2 separate regions of the Homo sapiens genome follow, and region 2 is linked to region 1. The links are chromatin contacts, found by Hi-C or POLR2A ChIA-PET in ENCODE. All regions are on one chromosome and are shown on one strand. Each heading gives the region's core, a stretch centred on a gene start or an enhancer-like site at or near the end of the contact. The rest is flanking DNA. Distances are from core to core; before and after follow the strand shown.

What was found. Hi-C counts contacts between places; a loop is a spot of excess contacts on that map. ChIA-PET counts read pairs that join two places held with the same protein, here RNA polymerase II (POLR2A). Pooled maps may share reads with other maps.
Region 2: a pooled map shows a loop between it and region 1 (3-fold over the local background). The contact joins two enhancer-like sites. A Hi-C loop is called at or near these places in 1 of 168 maps with a recorded cell type or tissue (Caco-2), 1 of 37 single-sample maps with no recorded cell type and 6 of 50 pooled maps. POLR2A ChIA-PET finds 5 or more read pairs at or near these places in 3 of 52 experiments (H1, OCI-LY7 and Panc1).

The regions. Positions count from the first base shown.
Region 1 is chr11:100,927,171-100,929,870 of GRCh38, forward strand. All of the region lies in intron 6 of ARHGAP42 (Rho GTPase activating protein 42), which reads left to right. Among named protein-coding and RNA genes, the nearest start is that of SNORD13I, 5.8 kb to the right of the region's middle. Within about 2 kb of position 1,346, at least 2 of the 41 ENCODE cell types and tissues checked have a DNase peak (open chromatin) inside an H3K27ac peak, as active enhancers do.
Region 2 is chr11:100,830,781-100,833,480 of GRCh38, forward strand. The region is part of intron 3 of ARHGAP42 (Rho GTPase activating protein 42); the gene reads left to right. Among named protein-coding and RNA genes, the nearest start is that of SNORD13I, 100 kb to the right of the region's middle. Within about 2 kb of position 1,316, at least 6 of the 41 ENCODE cell types and tissues checked have a DNase peak (open chromatin) inside an H3K27ac peak, as active enhancers do.

The DNA.
Region 1 (2,700 bases), core at 96-2,595:
TTAAAAAGCTTAAATAATTTTGAGATTGAAATGCTACTGGCTAAGTCTTTTTTAAAAGTCCATCAGCTAGTATATAGATGAGCAGCTTTTGAAAGTTTAACATTTTGATGTGTTTTTCTTTTTCAACGTAATCAGTTAGCTTTAATTTAGTAAAAGTGAAAAAAATAAGGTTAGCATCATTGTTTTTCGAAACTCTGTAGGACTAAAGGTTAAATTTCTATCCTGTTTAAAATCTAAGGGCATTCATTCTTTAAAAATTTAACAACAAAACTTTTAAGTAAAAATAAAATCTGTAATGGTCCTTGGATAAATCTAAAGTTCAGGGTATTGTTATTGAAAATTAGAAATTTGTGATAGAACTTAGTGAACAGAATTTTGTAAAAGTAAGAAAACTGCATCCTATGTGTTTGGTAGAAATCAATCATGTAGCTTCTGCTGGGCTTTATCAGCTTGCTGGTGACAGTACTTTCTCTATTACAATTGAGCTGTAAAGATAAGCTGGCTATTGTCAATGCCTCTGTTCCTTTACCAGGAAAGTGTACCTCAGGCCTCTTCATCTGAATTCCATCCTCTTGAATGCTTACAAATCCATCTTTTCAGGAATTCCAATGACGCTTTTCAGTGCTGAGGCGATGCATGGCCACGGCTTTGTTTTATTAATCAGTGCACGTAATTGTCCATTCATTCATTTGTGCTTCTGTCCTCCCATTTTAAAAGTAGTCTTTTCCAGGCCAGCATTGACTGGCCACTTTCCATTCTTGGCTCTCTTTTTATCTTCAAGTTTCTCATTATTTATTTGATTCGATTTATATATGCTTTCGTTTTCATGCCATGAACTCCTTTGCACATCTATGCATTAGACTTAAAGCAATCTGTAGTCATTTTGAAGGTATCCTTTAAGATGTTTATCTCTAAGTTTCCTCCAGGCAGGGAATTGCAAAGACTACAGATTTAACTCACAGGCCTGACACTTTTACAGTGTGAAAATTGATGCCTTGACTTTGCCCTACTTTTCTAATCTTCTTAGAAGTTTAGATGGCCAAATATGAAGGATGGAACTATATAACATTTTGATTTCTTATAGTGCCTTATGGTGCTTTGTGTTTGGGAAGTATTTATTTTTATTTTTTAAAAACAACTTCAGGCCAGGCATGGTTGCTCACACCTGTAATCCCAGCAAGTTGAGAGGCCGAGGCGGGAGGATTGTTTGAGCCCAGGAGTTCAAAACCAGTCTTTGCAACATGGCAAAACCCCACCTCTACAAAAATTAGTTGGGCATGGTGTCATGCGCCTGTAGTCTTAGCTACTTGGGGGCTGAGGTGGGAGGATCACTTGAGCCTGGGAAGTCAAAACTGCAGTGAACTCTAATCATGCCACTATCCTCCAGCCTGGGTGAAAGGGTGAGACCTTGTCTCAAAAAAGAAAAAAAAAAGTCATAAAGATACAATTCACATACCATACAGACAACTCATTTAAACTATACAATTCAATGGAACTTTAGTATATTCACAGATCTGTGCAACGATCACCACAAAAAAATTTAAAGCATTTTCATCACCTTAAAAATAAACATCACATCCTTTAGGTATCATTCCCAGTATACCCCACAACCATTAATACTGAAACACCACTAATTATTTTCTGTCTCTATTAATTTGCCTACTCTGGGCCTTTCATACAAATGAAATTGTGTAATACGTGGCCCCTTTGGTGATTGACTTCTTTTACTCAGATGCGGTTTTCGAGGTTCATCCATCTGAAAGCATGCATCAATACTTCATTTCCCTTTAGGGCCAAATAACATTTTATTGTATGGATAGACCACATTTTGCTTATCCAAATATTAGTTGATAGGTACCTTTTCACTATTATGAATAATGTTATAAACCAGCGGTCCCCAACCTTTTTGGCACCAGAGACCAGTTTTATGGAAGACTATTTTTCCATGAAAAAATTGGTGAGGAGGGAAGGGTTTCAGGATGAACCTGTTCCACTTCAGATCATCAGGCATTAGTTAGATTCTCATAAGGAGCAGGCAACCTAGATCCCTCGCAGGCACAGTTCACAATAGGCCTCACTCTCCTATGAGAATCTAATGCCAGCACTGATCTGATAGGAGGCAGAGCTCACCCAGGTCTCACCTCCTGCCATGCAGTTGGGTTCCTAACCGGCCACAAATGACCTTTACTGGCCTGCAGCCCAGGGATTGGGGACCCCTATTATAAACGTTCATGTACAAATTTTTGTGTAGATACATGTTTTTCTCTCTCTTGAGGAATTACTGAGTCATGTGGTAACTGTATGTTTCACCATCTGACGAACTACCAAAATATCTGCACCCCTTGACACTCCCACCAGTGATATATGAGGGATACAGTTTCTCCATGTCCCTCACACACACTTGCTATTATCTCACTTTTTGAGTCTAGCTATCCTAGAGAGCTGAACTTAGATTTCACTGTGGTTTTGATTTCGATTTCTCTGATGACTAATAAGAATCTTTCAAATGCTTTTTGACCATTCATATATTTTCTTTCAAGAAATGCCTATTCAATTTCTTTGCCTATTTTTAAACTAGGTTATTTGTCTTTTTATTATTTAATTATGAGTTGTTTATATATTCTGCATACAAGCCCCTTATGGGATAAATGATTTTTGTAAATATATTCTCCCATTCTGTGAGTTTTCTTTCAATTTTCA
Region 2 (2,700 bases), core at 66-2,565, 96 kb before region 1:
GAGATGGAGTACAGGTGAACAATTTGTCAGCTCGGGCAAGGTCAATAGCCTGCTTTGAGAAACCTTGGTGGGCACCACGGTTACTATTTCAGAGCCAGAGAGAAGAAGGCAGAGGGCAACATTTTTCTTGGGATATAATTTTTCTTCCCTTCTTAAAATACCGTGAGTAATGTACGGGGTGAGGGAAAGATGGGAAGGGGTCAAAGTTGAAAAAAAAGTAAGATAATTTGACTCAATTTAATCAAGTATTTGCAAGTTATATTAGTTGAAATTTTCTGTGCTTGGATTTTTGGATTCATATCTGCTGTGCTGGAATCCTGTTTCCACTATGTTCTAATCACGTGAGCTTGGGCATATTACCAAAGTGCCTGGAGCCTGAATTTCCATGTGTGTGAACGGGGGCCAGTAACACCTACTCCAGCCAGCTGTTGTGATGATTATACAGAGGAGTGGACCTTGTAAAGGGTAGCTCAGTTTACTGTCATCAGTATCCTCATAAACATCATCATTAGGTTATTAAACAAGGTTTTCATTATACTGGGTATTTCTGAGTTCCTGAAGGGAACAAAACTGTTCAAGAGAATGAATAAAAGTAAAATTTTACTAAGAAAAACACGGAACTGACTTAAAAGGAGTCATCCACATCGTTAGGATATTATAACATTGTACTAAAAAAATTAGTTAATAGGGTGTTCTTTTTTGAGAGGAGTCAAGAAAATATCCGATGAAACACGTTTATGTTAGTGACTCACCAGTGTTCTGTAAGCACAGATGGCCTTTGTATAGGGAAGCTCACATTCCTGCCATCCAAGCTACTGCTACTGTAGAAGATTTTATTCTTAGTATTTTTGCTGCTCTTGCTGGGGGTTGCTTGTGGGGAATTCCTTGCCTCTGCCAGGGCATGGTGGTCTGTAGATAGGTTTCTACTTTTTCTGGTTTACTGGGAAAGGAGGGAAAAGTGCATTCCCAGCTTAAATACTTCCACTATAAATGGTTTAAATATACCAAGAGTTAATTTGGGCACATGGCAAATATATTTCTTCACTGGGAAAATGCATTCTATGCCTCCTATGCCCTATTCATACTTCAAGATAAAAGCTAACGGGGCAAGGTGAGGGACAGGAACTTCAGAACAAAATCCACTTGGAAATGGAGGAATTCATTTTTTTCTAATTGATCAAATAGGACTTTAGTAAATAACGAATTTTTGTGGACTGGCAGGTTGGTCTCTTGAATCCACTGGGTCTGTTTCCCCTTGTGCAGCACGTGTGTGCTGGATGATTGGCTCAGTGGCTCTATGTCTATCAGATAATCTGGCCTCTCTTGCCAGAGATGGCTTTGTGAGCCCACGCCAGGCTGTTGAGCAATGGCATCCCAGTTAGGCACATGACTTTAGCTGACATATTGGGCAGATGACAAGGATTCAGGCTTATTGTGTGGGGATAGGCTTTTTCTTTACTCTGCAGAACTGAACGAGGATGGGCATAGTTTCCTGACTGCTGTCCTACAGCAAGCCACGGGATGTAGCTGATATTCTAGGCAGCAGAGCAGAGACATGCAAAGAATCTGGATCTCTGATGATCTCTCTAAGTTTCTGGATTAGCCAGACCTGAAGCTTCTCTTACCCTTGTTTCTCCAGTTATATAAACTGATGTATTTGTTTTATTTAAAACAATTCAAATAGGATTTTCTACTCCTTGAGATCAAAAGCTTCCTAACTTATACACAAATCTAAAAGTCTTCCTAACACGATGTATGAACAAAGTATTTCAGGATTTTGTCACATATGAAGGTCAGGAATTCTTTTTTGACTGGAAAGCTCAGTTAAGAGTGTGTTTACCAAAATGTCAGACAAACTTACAGAACATTGAAGCTAAACTCTTCAGTTTATTATTTTTCACAGGATATTGATTATATTATTAGTTAAGTTCCCTCTCCCTCCTAAGTTACTGCTATCTTGACACACTTTGCTTGACCAGATGTGGCACCCTCTTGGGCACTGCATAGTACAGGATATGAATTGGAAGGAAGCCAATTTATTGGAAAATAAATTCCTTTTACTACAAAAAGGCTGAACCTGAATCCAAGTAATTGGCTCTGAAATGTGACATGGAAGGATTTTGAATGGGTATGCTGAACAGCAAGCTGGATTCCTTTTTCAGTGGCAAAGAGACCAGAAGGGAACTATGCTGCTTGGCATCACAGGCGACTAGAATGTGGGTTTTGTATCCTGTAAATACAGGCTTCTGACAGAAGTCTAACTCTGCATTTTTTCATATTGCCACATCCCAAGTTATCTGAATATCTGCCATTTTTACCAAAGGTCATTTTGACTCCTGATGTCTTGGCTCTTCTCTGAAATTCAGCATTGAAAGTAAAGTTATTCTCCAGAATGGAAATTGAGGTTTGTACATTTTGGTTGAAATAAATAGGACCAATTTGTTGCCTAAAAGTTTCTCAGCTTTAAGGAGTTTTGATACTTTATTAGAGAATGCTACTTTGTTCATTCTACTAAGTATCTTTTAAATGTGCTATCCAGTATTTTAAGAAGAAATACATAAGATAGTATTCTGGTTTTCCAATGCTGTATAACAAACCAATCCAAATATTAGTGGCTTGAAATGACACCATGTATTTACTCATGAATCTGCAGTTTGGGCAGGGCTCAGATGGGACAGCTTGTCATTGTTTCAGTGTGTG